Regions from separate parts of the Homo sapiens genome. Here all the other regions are linked to region 1. A link is a contact called in ENCODE Hi-C data. All regions are on one chromosome and are shown on one strand. The core of a region is the stretch at or near the end of the contact, and the rest is flanking DNA. Distances in the headings are between cores, read along the strand shown.

What was found. Hi-C counts contacts between places; a loop is a spot of excess contacts on that map. Pooled maps may share reads with other maps.
Region 2: a map of sigmoid colon shows a loop between it and region 1 (6-fold over the local background). The contact joins the promoter of SLC19A2 here to the promoter of MGST3 in region 1. A Hi-C loop is called at or near these places in 1 of 168 maps with a recorded cell type or tissue (sigmoid colon) and 11 of 50 pooled maps.
Region 3: a map of CD8-positive, alpha-beta T cell shows a loop between it and region 1 (34-fold over the local background). The contact joins the promoter of UHMK1 here to the promoter of MGST3 in region 1. A Hi-C loop is called at or near these places in 2 of 168 maps with a recorded cell type or tissue (CD8-positive, alpha-beta T cell and naive thymus-derived CD4-positive, alpha-beta T cell) and 8 of 50 pooled maps.
Region 4: a loop to region 1 is called in a map of naive thymus-derived CD4-positive, alpha-beta T cell, with 18 times the contacts of the local background. The contact joins the promoter of UAP1-DT here to the promoter of MGST3 in region 1. A Hi-C loop is called at or near these places in 1 of 168 maps with a recorded cell type or tissue (naive thymus-derived CD4-positive, alpha-beta T cell), 1 of 37 single-sample maps with no recorded cell type and 12 of 50 pooled maps.

What each region holds. Positions count from the first base shown.
Region 1 is chr1:165,629,504-165,633,100 of GRCh38, forward strand. It overlaps MGST3 (microsomal glutathione S-transferase 3), which reads left to right and starts at 1,731. Exons shown (of 6, transcript NM_004528.4): 1 at 1,731-1,790. RefSeq lists enhancers at 652-1,182, 2,236-2,405 and a silencer at 1,566-1,805.
Region 2 is chr1:169,484,099-169,487,695 of GRCh38, forward strand. SLC19A2 (solute carrier family 19 member 2) reads right to left here and starts at 1,846. Exons shown (of 6, transcript NM_006996.3): 1 at 1,465-1,846. The coding sequence starts at 1,668. RefSeq lists enhancers at 1,251-1,310, 1,853-2,147, 1,951-2,200, 1,983-2,903, 2,211-2,280 and a silencer at 1,491-1,670.
Region 3 is chr1:162,495,835-162,499,431 of GRCh38, forward strand. UHMK1 (U2AF homology motif kinase 1) reads left to right here and starts at 1,984. Exons shown (of 8, transcript NM_175866.5): 1 at 1,984-2,434. The coding sequence starts at 2,167. RefSeq lists enhancers at 1,720-2,220, 1,955-2,034, 2,221-2,721.
Region 4 is chr1:162,559,656-162,563,252 of GRCh38, forward strand. It overlaps UAP1-DT (UAP1 divergent transcript), which reads right to left and starts at 1,698. Exons shown (of 3, transcript XR_426859.4): 1 at 1,583-1,698; 2 at 820-997. It overlaps UAP1 (UDP-N-acetylglucosamine pyrophosphorylase 1), which reads left to right and starts at 2,067. Exons shown (of 11, transcript NM_001324116.5): 1 at 2,067-2,122. RefSeq lists a silencer at 1,656-2,555.

The DNA of each region.
Region 1 (3,597 bases), core at 481-2,980:
AATAAAGTGACACTCTGGTTTATGTATCAAAAGAAAAGAAAAAGAAATGAAAAGCAAAAAAAGGGTTTACATTTTATGAAGTGAACAGAGCAGACCACAAAACAGAATATACAGTATGATTCTATTGTGTGTGTATGTAATTTTTTTGTGGGCTTTTCTGTATCTCCGAAAATTCTAATATAAAGGAATACTGCTTTTGTAATAAGATTTTTAAAAGAAGGTCCTCAGTGGTTAAGTACTTGTCTGTGGTCAGAGATAACTGGCAAAGAAGAGGCCAAATTTTTTTTGAGACTGCAGTCTCCGGTGTAAAATGAGGGTGCAAGGTGCATCCCCGCTCCTGATTTTTGAATCATCCCTTCCACCACCTTGGAATGACTTCTTACGTAGAACAGCCAGCAAGTGGAGAAACTTGCCTCAATAATGCAAAACTGTCTCCCTAACTTACTTCCTTTCAATGTTCAAGCAAAACAAAGCCCTCTCTACATCCAACATGACAGAAACCCAACATGACAGAAAGTATGAGAATGGTTGGAAATTGCTGAAACAGCAACAGTAAAGATTTAATGAGCTCTCAAAGTACCTCTAGATGTGCAAATATGACAACCCAATAAAAAGAAACACACACATAACCTAGAGCCTTCAAAAATCTAGATTTCTGCCTTTCCACACCTTAACTTGGAATCATTCAGGTGGGTTCCTAAGCATTCTCTCGGAGGTGAGGAATCCTCCAAAGAGGAGACTCTAGGAGGGGCCCAGGTGTGGCAATCTTCAAAAGGATGAGGGATGTCCAGAGGAGAGGTGGCGGGAGGGTGCACTTAAAACACGCGAAAATTGGAAACGTGCCTTCTGCAGTCAGTTCCTTCGGATTTTCCGGCATTTAGAAGCCAGTTCTACTCCTTCAGCCCGACCGTATCTGCAGGTCTCACCCAAGACCAAGACCCCCGCCCCCACCCCTCCTCCACCCGGCCTCGAGCCCCGCCCCGGACGCTGGACCCGAGCGTAACGGGAGCAGGTGTTCACATCAAAGGTCTGGGTCGCGAAGGCAGAGACTCCATGTGCCGCAAAAAAAACTCCACGGACAATTGGGAGACTCCTTTCAAAAAAACAAAACTCCGGAGCCACGCGACTCCGCGCTCAGGGGGCGTGGGTACGGCCCACCACGAGGGCAGGGCTCGGCGCCAGCTCTCGGCAAAACTAACAATATTTGTTAGGCCCTAAACAAAAAGGCCCTAACAGCGATAAATCCATTCACTTCGGGAGTGTAGCAACCTGGGACACCAAGCGCCGCCCACGCCCCAGCTACGCGCCTCAGGGACACATCGATTGAGGCGCGGCTACTTTCGCGCACGCGCCTTGCATGCCCGTGCTTCGCCCTTACAGCAGAGCGCCTAAAACCGCTACGGTGGCTCTGCTGGGGACAAATTATTCACGTCCCACTGTTCTGCAAACCCAATCCGGGAGGTATGACCTGGCTGGGACAGTTTAGGAAGATGGCCACGAAGGCACCTGGGGGAGTAGATATATGTTTTTGAGAATGAGAGGAGTAAATCGCTGGACGACCATGAGCAGGAAGAAAATTAGGCCTCCACCTCCCAACCAGTGGCCCTGAGTTGGCAACTTAGACAGCGCGCGCCAGCGCCAGGAGCCCCGCCTTGGGGGCGTGGCCGCGCGCTGGTCGGCTGGGGCGGGGCCTGCTTCTGGCCTCATCTAGCCCCGCCCCAGGCGAGGGCGCCGCACCCACACCGCGCTGCGCAGTTTTGTTCTGCTCCAGCTGTTCGAAGGTGATCCAGGTGAGTGCTAGCACCTGCGGGCAGCCACGAGCACCGGGCCGCCGGGGGCACTTCAGCCTTTGCGCAGGGCACTCCCATATTTCAGCCTATGCGAGCTGAATAGAGACCCGCTGTCTCTAACCTCCCCCCACCCTTATCAGTAAATTAGCGATCTGAATTTCCACCCTCTCTGCTCTCCCCTTGCCTTGCATCTTTTCCCTGGTGGAGTGGGTTGGGAGCGTCTAAGCGAGGCCCGACCTATTTATGTGTAACTCAGGAAAATTCTCAAGGTCAACCCTTCCTCCATTCCTTCCTTTCCTCTCCTGCTGTCCCCGGGCTCTGCAGTCTGGGGGCACCTTTCTGCCTTCCGGAGACCACCCGACCTTGCCCTCTGCTGTTCCGGCGCAGAGGATGGCGAGCCGGACACTGCCGGGGGAGTGGTTGTGCAGGCCTGATCAGTAACACTGGTTTCAGAAGTGGCCTGTGAGCAATGCACCCGCTGCGGTGGGGATGTGTTGCTAGGGACGGTCGGGAGAGCCTCTGAAGGAATTGTGTTTGTTTTCCTCCTGCCTCTTAGAATCGTTTGTCCATTTGTACTGGGAAGGTGGTCATTTCCTACCGCTGACTTAGAGCAAGAGACGCCTCTAGGCGGGTGGGGGACTCTTCAGGTTCTTCCTTGGATTTCAGAAAATGCCCCTTCTTTATGTGGGGTGGCAGCACGGAGCCGTAGGGCTACAGTAGTGGGGCAGTTGCAGGGCGGTGGAAGGCGCTGGAGACTCCTTAGTGAGTCATTCCCCGAAGTTGTGGCTTCTGCTGATACTTTCCTTGAGAGTCACGAGTTTACAAGCTACATAATAGCGTCGGGGGCAAGTAAGTGTGGAAGACGAGGTAAAGGAAAAGCAGATACTAGGATGGGTAGAAGGAGAGGCAGGGGTTAGAACTTTAATTCCTTCCCTGGGGACAGGAGATGCCCTGGAGGGGAAGGCGCTTCCGGCTCTGCAGGTATGTGCTGTTGGGCCTAGGTGTGGTCCTGCGGAATTGCTGCAGATTTTAGATTGCTGGTGGGTAGGAGCTGCAGCGCTTCTCTTGGGAAATCTGTAGATCACCTGGAGCCAGCAGTTCTGGGAGGCACCCCAGGTTATTGGTCAGAGTTACAGGCTATATTTTATTTCAGTGAATTCAGAGAGCACATTGAGTCAGATCAAGAATGTTTATTCTCATAGGAGATGAATTTAAGGAGTTAAAACTAACATATAAAATAGAAACAAATACTTTCATCCCTGGGAAGACTTTCCGTTAAGCTTCCCTCCTGACACAATGTTACGGAAATAGAAAACTTTGTCAAGTGATTTTTTTTAACCAATGTTACTATATATAAATCTGCAGGGAGACTGTCGCCAACTATAGAAACTGCGCTACAGGGGCCTCCTTAGATTAAGGAACAAAACTGGAGAAGGGCAGCCTTCCGCTTTATTTAGATTTCTTCCTGTTGGCTTAGAGTTCTGAAAAGACACAATCCTGGAAGAGATCCTCCTCGCCTGGAGATTAGCACCGAGAAGGAACATACAGGAAAGAAGGGCTTTACCCACTATTCAGAGAAATGCTAAAAAGCCCCTGGAGCAGTCTGGAATGAGGTGGATGTCAAATCAATCTGTCAAAAGCAATTCAGTGCCTACTGCACATCTATCTGTATTTAAACATATTGTGCCCTATGTTTATACTTAAATCTTCTGAATCTATATTTAGAACACCATTACCGACCACAATTGACCATGAACCATCTAGCATTTTAAAGCAATATTTGTTTCGAAGAATATACTGCTACGGT
Region 2 (3,597 bases), core at 596-3,095, 3.9 Mb after region 1:
GGTCAATAGGGTAATTTAAGGCCAGGCAAAAAGTCAGTGATACTTGCTAGAAGTGAACAAATGTCAGACTCTCAAGTGAAACCCTCAATACGTAAGTCAATACTGATTCTTAATTCTCTCTCAAGTGCCCTTGAAAATGACGGAGCATTGCAACAAACAAACTGCAAACAACAAACTATGAGTAACTATATCTCGCCAGTGTGCAAATGATTCCGGTAGTGCCATCTCTTGTTCTGACCTGTTATGCAGGGTTACTGAGTGGCTACTCAAAAGAAGTGACTGACTACTACCCACATAGAGAAGAGTAAGGTTTAAATGGGAGGAGTATTTTACAGCACCTGGGGCAAGGAGGCAGGGTGGAAGGAACAGGTGTAGGAAAAAAGAAAAAGCTCTCAAGTGGCCCCTTGACTGATAGTAGGAAAAAGAACATGAGACCTCAGCTTTCACCCTTTGTTGTATTCAAGGAAGAGGGTGTTGAATCGGCTTTATTTCGGTTTTGTGGAAGTACTTTGGGTTTAATTTCTTTCTCAGTTTATATATTGTCTTTCTTCTGCAAAAATCAAGTGCTGGTTTTGACCATGCACTTAAATAGGTCAGCACATTTCTAAAGTACACTATGCGCTTCTGAAGTACTTTATTTGTAAGCCCTCATCTAGGGAAAAAATCAATCAGCAAGAAACTCTTGATGATGGACTACGTGCTCTCAATTACCCTGAACATCACAGAAGGCCTTCAAAGACATCACCTTGTATCTGAGAAGCAAAACTAACATCTGTGAAGCAACAATTCGCAATACAAGAAACACTATAATTAAAAGTCAATTATGTTTCACCATCTGCCTTTATCCCTGGAGGTTGGTCTTAAGGTAGAGAGGGGCAGGATATCCTTGGACACAACCTCACCCAATTAAAAATCAAGACAAATTAAGATGTTCTGTACTTCTGTCCTGTCCTTACTTGATTAAGCCCACCCATTCTGCCAAATGCAAACAAAGTAAGGTATGGACAGGAAGCAGGTGAAGGAGGTAGAGGGAAGATCCTTTCAGAAAAGCAGTGGTTGCCTACTTTCAGTCAATGAATATTTACTAAGCCGTGTCCAAAGTACACTTTGCTGTTTTCACTTCTTTGTCAAAATATTGCCCCCTCGCCCCCAGCAGGAACTGCTGGACCAGTCTGGGCAGTCACGCTAAGCCACATTACAACACGATCAGCATACTGCCTGACGCACAAGGCACGGGGCCTCTGGACGCGTGTTCTGAGCCCTTCGCAGGAGACTCGTCCTACAGAGCCGAAGAAAACAGAAAATCATGAACACAAAGAAGAGCACGAAGCCGACCTCCAACTGGCAAAATCAGAAATCTCTGCCGAGAATGGCTCGAGCGCTTTTCTCGGTCCTCTCTTCCTCCGCTGCCCACCCGCAGGCCGGTCGCCCGCCCTTCCCGCGCCCCGCGTCCGCCGCGCGTACCTCCCTCTCGGTCAGGTTCTTGTCCGGCCCCAGCAGGTACGGGGTCAGGAAGGGCTCGGACGGCCTGAGGCTGGCGAAGAAGCCGTAGGCGCAGAGCAGCGCGGTCGGCAAGAACCAGCATTCGCGACGGACCCGAGCGGTCCGCAGGAGCACAGTGGCCGCCGCCGCCGCCGCCCGCCGAGACACCGGGCCGGGCACATCCATCCGGGGCGCGAGGGGAGGGGACCCGGCCCGGCCCCTTCCTTCTCCTCCTCCGCCAACTGGAGTGAGGGTCAGGCACTTGTAACCGCGAGTGACGCCTTCTCCCTGTAAGGCCAGGACGTTCTGGACTCGCCGCCGCCTCCGGCTACAGAACCCCCAGCTTTACCCTACAGACGCCTCTAGGGTCGCTGCCTGATCGCCCAGTTTAAGGGAGACCCGTCCTAAGGCCCACCCTCTGCCACCGCCTCCACTCCGGGAACCAATCACAGCGGACGCCGGGAATACTTGCCTGCTCTTCCATTGGTCGTGGGTCACACGACGTGAACTGGGGCGGTGGCAGCACGCCAGGCCTCTGACGTCCCAGGGCTCAAGCGCGGAGGACATGTGGAACTCCACTCCAAAAGCGGCGGCTTGCGGCGGAGCTCTCTCTAGTGAGGCGGCCAGCTGGCGTTCGTGGCACACTTGCTGTCGGCTCCGCTCATCTGTTGGGAATGCGTCCTGTGGGCCTAGTCCTCCGCTGGAAGAAACGCGCTGTTCTCCCCAACCACCGTTTATCATTCTTATTCACCGTCTCCGGAATGTCCATTCAGTTTCCGCTCCTGAGAGACTTAGTGACTGAGGCCAGGCAAAGATTTCACCTTGGGGAGGGGGAACGTTAAACCTTTCCTCCAGCAGCTTTCGTGTTTTAAATTGTATTCATCCGCCATGGAAAGACATCAGAAGCCCAGGATCTAAGAGACAGACTGAAATGAAGAAAGTAGATAATATTGTGAGAATAATGAACAAGCTGGTCACTGAACAGCAGAACCGTAATGGAGTCCCAGTTAAAGGGTTTTAACTTTATTTCGTCACTTTTTGCAAGCATGATACAAAGAAAACAAACACCTAACTACGCTACGGTTTATAGTTAAAAGGAAGGTGGAAGATCCTGAGTCATTACAGCAATCACAAAACATGATGGATTTCTTCATTTAAAAACACAAAAGAGGTCTTGGCATAGTTTTCAAGGGCAAAGCATGACAAGACTCTCCAGTGCTTTCTTTCATCCCCCTCTGTGTGCCTTTTTCTGCCTGACTCACAGCCTGGCTCAATCCTAATCTTTCTACTGCAAAGATGCAGCATTTAAAGCAATTTTTCCTGTGCAGTATTTGTAGAATGACAGATCCTGCCAGAAGCTCTTGGAAACATTTTGGAACTATCTTGCTTTTCTGTATGTTATGATCCATCTAGCACCGTTTTCCTCCTGTGGTAGCAAATGACACTTTTTTCAAGCATCAGCAGCAGAAATGAGTCTACCAGATGGAATAAGATACTGGTAAAGGGAAAGATTTGTTTCTAAGACTGCACAAATGAATGCACCCAAATCTGTGAGTTGATTAATCTGTGAAGAAATACAACTGGCAGTATTTACATATCTCAATGAGTCTCAAAGTGTGGTCGAGGAAGCCCTGGGGGTCCTTGGGACCCTTTCAGAGGTTCCACGAGCTCAAATCTATTTTCATAACCATGCTAAGTCTTTATTTCCTTTTCCACTCCAGAGGCTATATAATGTCTGATGACATCATCGCTTTATAGGATGAGAGAATACGTGCTTGTATATTCTTGTGTTTGTAAGACTTTCCAGGTTTAATTTATTACCATATGGCAATTTTCAATAAGTATAACCCACAAAACCCAACAGATTTTTGGGGCACCTCTAACAAGGGTCCTAAGACCAAAATGTTTGAGGACTGCTAATCGATATTATTCAATTGTCTAGTCCCCTAAACTCCAACCCTTCTTATCAGGACTACAGAGAGAAAACAGGTGGTCTTCTTGACAATCGCTTTGTATTTACATTCAGTGCTTTAGTAGAAGAGAAGAAAGAAAGAGAAAGCAAGCCAGAGAGGCCTCGGAAAGAGAAGCCTACTTATTAAAAATAGCTTTCTGGCT
Region 3 (3,597 bases), core at 734-3,233, 3.1 Mb before region 1:
GGTCACCTTCACCACCATTTTGGTTTTGGTGGGTTTTGGCTGGCTTCTTTACTGCAATCTGTTTTATCAGCAAGGTCTTTGTGACCTGTATCTTGTGTTGACCTCCTATCTCATCCTGTGACTTAGAATACCTAACTTCCTGGAAATGCAGCCCAGTAGATCTGAGCCTTATTTTACCCAGCTCCTATTCAAGATGGAGTTGCTCTGGTTTGAACACCTCTGACAATCTGATGAGATTTTATGGTTTGTAGGCTGTGACTCCTCACATCCCTTAGATAAGAATTTGGGGCCAGGTGCAGTGGCTCACGCTTGTAATCCCAGCACTTTGGGAAGGTGAGGCAGGCGGATCACAAGGGCAGGAGTTCGAGACCAGCCTGACCAACATGGAGAAACTTCATCTCTACTAAAAATACAAAATTAGCTGGCATGGTGGCAAATTCCTGTAATTCCAGCTACTTGGGAGGCTGAGGCAGGAGAATCGCTGGACCCCAGGAGGAGGAGGTTGCGGTGGGCGGAGATGCCGAGATCATGCCATTGCACCCCAGCCTGGGCAACAAGAGCGAAACTCCGTCTTACCAAAAAAAAAAAAAAAAAAAAAAAAAATTGAGCAAGAGAGAAGACAGGTCAGAGTTTAGTCCTCAACCTCTCCTCAAACTTTCCACTTAGCACTACATGAACCATCTCATCTGGCTGGGAACTTACACAAAACCTGAAGAAAAGAAGATAGGGCCTATTGTCTGATACTAAGTTTTTGCCACACAATCAGAATAGATCTTGAAATAGAAAAGGTTGAATGACTGAAAAGTAAAGAAGGCTACATTTCTTACACACTCGAGTTTGTGGATTGAGATGCCTATTTGCTACATTTGTTACTCAATAAACGTTTGCTGAATGAATAAAATAATTGAATAAATAAATGAAAAATAAAAATTTGGAACAGATCCGTGTTTGCCCAGGGTGAATGCTTTTTGATGAGGGAGCCATAGGCAAGGTGGACTATGTTGATAAAAAGAGTTAAACTCTGTAAAATATTTGAAGAGATTTATTCTGAGCCAACTATGAGTGACCATGGTCTGTGACACAGCCCTCAGGAGATCCTGAGAACATGTACCCAAGGTGGTTGGGGTGCAGCTTGGTTTTATACATTTTGGGAGACATGAGACTTCAATCAAATATATTTAAGAAATACATTGATTTGGCCCAGAAAGGTGGGAAAACTCGAAGCGGGAATTGGTGGGGGGAGAAATGGGTCCTTCCAGGTTATAGGTAGATTTAAAATTTTTCTAATTGGCAATTGGTTGAAAGAGTTATCAATAGAAAGGAATGTCTGGGTTGTCATAAGAACTTGTGGAGACCAAAGTTTTGTCATGCAGATGAAGCCTCCAGGTACCAGGCTTCCAAGAAAATAGATTGTAAATGTTTCTTACCAGACCGAAGGTCTGTGTTGACCTTAACCGGAGAGGTATGAGGCTAGTCGGACCCCCACTTCCCGTCATGGACTGAACCAGAATTTTAGAGTGCCCTGGCCTGGGAGAAAGTCCATTCCGATGGTTGGCGACACGGGGGGCTTAGAATTGTATTTTCGGTTTACATCTAAAAGAAGAACAAAGGTCTAGGCTTCCAGAATCATGGGTTCTGGTGACCGTGGACCTGGAGGTGATGGTAAACTCTCTTTTTGTTCCTGGGGTGTTTTCCTTGGGATCCTTTCTATGAGAAATGTAGGCCGGGTTTTATTTTTCGGGTTCCTAGTGGTGAGGTAAGGTGAGGTGCCTCAACAAGAAAAAGGACCAGTTTTGGCTTCAGGTCTATGTGAAAGCGGTTAACACTGGGCCTGGAATGGTAGATACTCAATAATTAAGGTTACTTCTTATTCTCGGTTCTTTTTTCCAAACCTAGCGCGTCTAATCTCTTCTAGGCCCCGCCCCTTCTGAGCCCCCCCTCCTTCGGCCTGTATGATAGGCTCTTCCTCCATTTCCGGCTTCTGGGACTCGGGTGCACCACGGCTTCCGGTGTCATGGCTGCTTGAAGTCCCGGGAGTCGGTGAGGCGGCTGCAGGTCCCTCCCTGCGGAGCCGCTGGTCCGGCTGGCGGAGATGTGACCGCGGGCCCGGCCGGCCTGCCTCAGGCGTCGCGTCAGCTCCCGTGTCCGTGCCCTTAACCCACACCGATGGCGGGATCCGGCTGCGCCTGGGGCGCGGAGCCGCCGCGTTTTCTGGAGGCCTTCGGGCGGCTGTGGCAGGTACAGAGCCGTCTGGGTAGCGGCTCCTCCGCCTCGGTGTATCGGGTTCGCTGCTGCGGCAACCCTGGCTCGCCCCCCGGCGCCCTCAAGCAGTTCTTGCCGCCAGGAACCACCGGGGCTGCGGCCTCTGCCGCCGAGTATGGTTTCCGCAAAGAGAGGGCGGCGCTGGAACAGTTGCAGGGTCACAGAAACATCGGTAATTGCCGCTGTCTCCTTTCTCTTCTTGCCCAGGTCACAGTCCGAGCACACTCTTCCTCTCGCTGTCTGGCGTTCCATCTTCCTCCCCTTCTGCGGGAGAAGCGGGTTTAGCCCTCTTTATCACCCCATCCAGGCCCCTTTCCCCTTTCACTTTATTACTGTCTGCGGTATAGTGGAGTTGGTGGTCTGCTTTGCCAGGTGTCACATAGATGCTCAGTAAATTGTCTTGCTTCGAGTCTCATCGGAGAATGCCGCATTCATTAGCATACAGAAATATCTTTTCTAGTGAGAGGAGGCATGTCTTTGCTAGATTGTCGTGTCTTGTGTGGAAATTTTTGAATCTTTGCATACCAGTAGAAAATGGGAACTACGTCTGGGCCTTGTGACATCAATGCTAGTAACTCGTATAGCTCACCTATTATATCTTTAGTACGGATTTGGAAGAAATGATGCACTATTCCATGGGAGCCTTTATAGAAGTGTGAAATTTAGGAACACTATACCTTTGCTCTCTTGAGACTGTTTCAAGAATCAGATACTCAGAATGTAAGATATGTAATGATCACTGATGATTGATCTGTGAAAAGGTTTCATTTTCATTACACGACAGAAAGCTTATCATTAGTTATAGCTTTGGTTATTAAAGAAAAGTCTTATTTCCTAGCAAGTATGATGCATAGTTAATTTGAAGAGTGAGTTTTTTTATAATATCATTTTGGAGAAGAATTAACACTAGTGCTACATTTTTTTAGTTTACTAAATGGTCTGTTACTATAACCTTGGTATTGAAAAGGGAAAAATTTTGCAAGCCTAGGGACTTGCCTGATCTCTGCAAGATTAAAATTTCATCCGAAAAGTCTTAATCTCTTTGTTAGTATTTAGATTATAGAGAGCTGTTTATTTTTGTTTTAGTTTTTTTTTTTGAGACAAGTTCTTACTCTGTCACCCAGGCTGGAGTACAATGGCGAGATCACAGTTCACTCCAGCCTCCAATTCCTCCTAAAGCCATGCTCCTACCTCAGCCTCCCAGGTAGCTGGGACTACAGGCACGTAGCACCAAGCCTGGCTAATTTTTTGTAGAGAAGAGGTCCCCTTTTGTTACCCAGGCTGGTCTCCAAACTCCTGGGCTCAAGCAGTCCTCCTGCCTCGGTCTCTCAGAAT
Region 4 (3,597 bases), core at 448-2,947, 3.1 Mb before region 1:
TCAATCAGCTCTTAAAAGACCATGTATATAAAAAGTATTTCGAAGGACAGAAATAACTCTAGTGTTAGACATTTCTGGACATTTAGCTGGCAAGATGAGATTATGGCCCCTCTTATGCCTAGTAACCAGAATAACAAACAAATGAAACTTCAGCAAAAAAGGGTAAAAGTACAAATGTGATTTTATAGTAGTTCATTAAAAACATTGAGCTGGACCTCAGTTCTATCTTTTTTCTTTAAAGGATTGCTAACTAATAATTTTGCTCTTTACTCAGTCATTCATCTATGACTTATAGAATGCCTATAATATTCCAGACATTATCTTAGGTTCTTTCTCATTTTTTACTATACCCATGTGAAATAGGTATTAGCTTCATTTCATAAAAGGACATTGGAGTTTGGAGTGGTTAAATGACTTACCCAAAGTCACACAGTTAGTAAGCGTAGACTGATTTTGAATCTGGGTCTCCTAGTTTGAATTAATAAGTGCTCAATAATAAATAATAACTAAAGGTTATTTAGTGTTTACTGTTTTACATACTTCATTTATATCGATTGGTTTAATACAACCACCAAATGGCATTTTCATCTTTATTGTCTGTTTTTTATAGATGAGAAAACTGATAGCACAAGTAGCTTGCCAAAGATCACAAGCAATAAAGCTGAAATTGTCTTCAGATCCCATGATTAAGAAACCAATCACTACACTATAAACCAATCACTACACTATTCTTCTTTCAAAGAAACGAAGGAAGTTCTAGGATCATGAGAGATGGAGAGTATTCAATCTCCTGAATGTAAATCTACCAGCATTACTTACCAAGTTTAAGTTTTTCTGTTGTTACTTGAGGCAGTGGGTGATTATGCAATTGGTAAAGGGAATGAAAAGGCCTTTGCACCCAAGAAAGTAGAAGAAAGGCGCCTGAATCTCTTTATGATAGGTGGTATGTTAAATCTAGGTATTTTCGTATTTCAACATATTCCACTTCTTGCAAAAGCTGCAAAATGCAACACAACTTTAAATGTAAACATAGCTTCCAAGGGCACAGTGCTGAACATATAATAACCTGTGTGTGCACACCCACACTAGGTTATGTAACAGGACTGTAAACACTGGTCCTGGAATGGCCTGGGAGGTCATCTAGGTCCTCCACCATCTTTCTGCAGAGTACTGAGGCCTAGCGACGTTAAGTCTGCAAACTCACAAAGATGACCCCGGGCTTATACTACCTTAGGTTACCTACTACCTTTGCTTGCATTTCCTCTCTCCTTTCCTGTCTGTTTGTGCAAAAGAAAAAAGGCCTGGCTTCGCCTTCTTGGGAGCCAAAACACAACCAAACAGAGAGCGAGTTTGGAGCCCGGCCAGGCATCTTGTGAACTGCACACAAAATAACTAGCCCAAGGTCAGAGAGCGCGCCAGGCCCGCCCTGAAAGTTTCTCCGCAGGAAAATCCACCGCCCTTTCCCAACCACCCGCGTGGGTGGCTCGGAAATCCGCCACCCTGGGGACACAGCTCCCTGCCCATCTCTGTGGCCCGCTTGTGCCCCGTGCCGCTGGGCCGACTAAGAGCCTCGGGCTCGCACCTCCCAGTACAACCTAGGGACGTCAGGGGTCCTGGGACCCACGAGCCGCTCTCTGCCGGCCGGCTCCTGGCCCCTCCTAGCAGACCCAACCGACATCCTTCACCCTCAGTTAGTGCGCAGGAGGGACCGGGACGCCAGCCGACTGCGCTCCAGAACTATTCCCATTGGGCCAGAGAATGAGTGACGCACTAGGCCCCGCCCCGGCCCGGTGGGTTACTCCTTTCATGCCCGGCCCCCATCCCTAGCCCCGCCCCGGCGCCCCGGGCCGCGGCCGCCTCCGCGTCCGCGTCGTCGTCTGTGCTCCCGGCGCTGACGTGTCTGGGCGGTCGGCTTCCACTCCTTCAGGCGTCGGCAGCCACTAGTCGTGGCGAGAGGGGCGGGGTGGCCGGGGCTGGCGCTCCACTTGGCCCCCGCTCCCGGCCCGCCCCGCCGCCGCGGCCCCCCGGATGAGGGTATATATTCGGAGCGAGCGCGGGACGCCGATGAGTGGCCGCGCGGAAGGAGCTGGAGACGGTCGTAGCTGCGGTCGCGCCGAGAAAGGTGAGGGGCTCCCAGCCCAGCGAGGAGACGGCGGGGCTCGGGACCCGGGCGGGCGGAGGGCCTGGCCCCACCGCACACACGGCCACGCGCTCAGACGTGGACACGCGTCGCACGAACGTGCACAGCGCGGGCAGCCGAGCACACGCCGAGGAGCCTCCCGCTCGCCCGCAGACACACACCCCAGCCCGTGCGCCCCGCAGTCGCACCCCATCCTCCGCCACCCCGCGAGAGGGTGTGTGGGCTGGGCAGCCGGGTGGATGGCGGGGCCAGGGATGGAATGAGCGCGCCCCAGATGGACTGGGGGCGTTGTGGGAGGAGGTCTGGGCCAGTGTCTGAGTCCGAGGGGGTCGTGTAGGCGTGTGGGGTTGGGAGTGGGGCCTCTCCCGGGTGGGCAGTAGAGACCTCGAGGCTCTCAGGCTAGGGCCTTGTGGACAGTTATACCAAGTGTGGGGGCCTGTAGTGGGACAGGAGATCGTTGGCACTGTCAGGTGGAAGCGAGTTGGTGTGTCTTGAATATATGAGGAAAAGATTTGAGAGGTCTGACAAAGACAGGGGATACATTTGGAGGACAGGACAGTGGGACAAAACCTGTTTGCTTGCCACTTTTTTCTTTCTTTTTTTTGGTTTGGTTTGCCATGATACTGGTAGTGAGAGAGAATTGAAATTTCTGGGTTTCCCCTCTCTTGGCCAAGCAGAAGGATGGTATTGGAGGGCTGAGCACACGTATGCTGAACATATGGCTGCTTGAACTTTGGCCTGTCGCTGTGCTACACTTACTTCTACATGGTTTATGAAATCTGAAATCAGGTAATAGGATTATGATCATATGTGTGTGTCATTTGGTATTGCAAAAGTTTAAGGACTTTTAGGTGAAATTCACTGGGTGTGGATCCAAGAGTTCGCCGGAAACTCAAGGCAGTTGTCTATTCCTTCACGGTTAGTCAGTTGGCTCACTTAGCTGGAGCAAAGAAAGACTTCATAGGCTGTGCTGCCAAGCATTTATAGGATTCAGTTGGTGGTTATGTCTCAACTCTGATACTGTTTTTCAAAAGCTTTAAGAGGTTTACTTATTCATTTCGAGGGCATACGTATACCAGCAGAGATAGGGGCTGGGTGGGGGAAGCCAGAAAAGGAGGGAGAAATACTGGATTTCTTTAATACTGGTATTTAAATTCTAATAAAAATATATTTGATAATGGTAGATTATTACCAAATTTTTCATATATTTTGATGCAGATGGATTAGGCTGTGGGCATGTACCAAGTTTTGTCATAATTTCTCGAGCAGATTTTCAACTTTTTCAGATTTCGGTTGTCAAAATAAAAATCCATATCTTTTAACTCTTCTGTTAATTGCTGCTTACCATTACACGTGCCTCTAAACATCGTTAATGGGAAACATGCTACTATTTTTGTGGCATGAAGGTGCTTATATCTGCCTCAAATAAATATAATAGATGAATTGTGCTTGTCCAA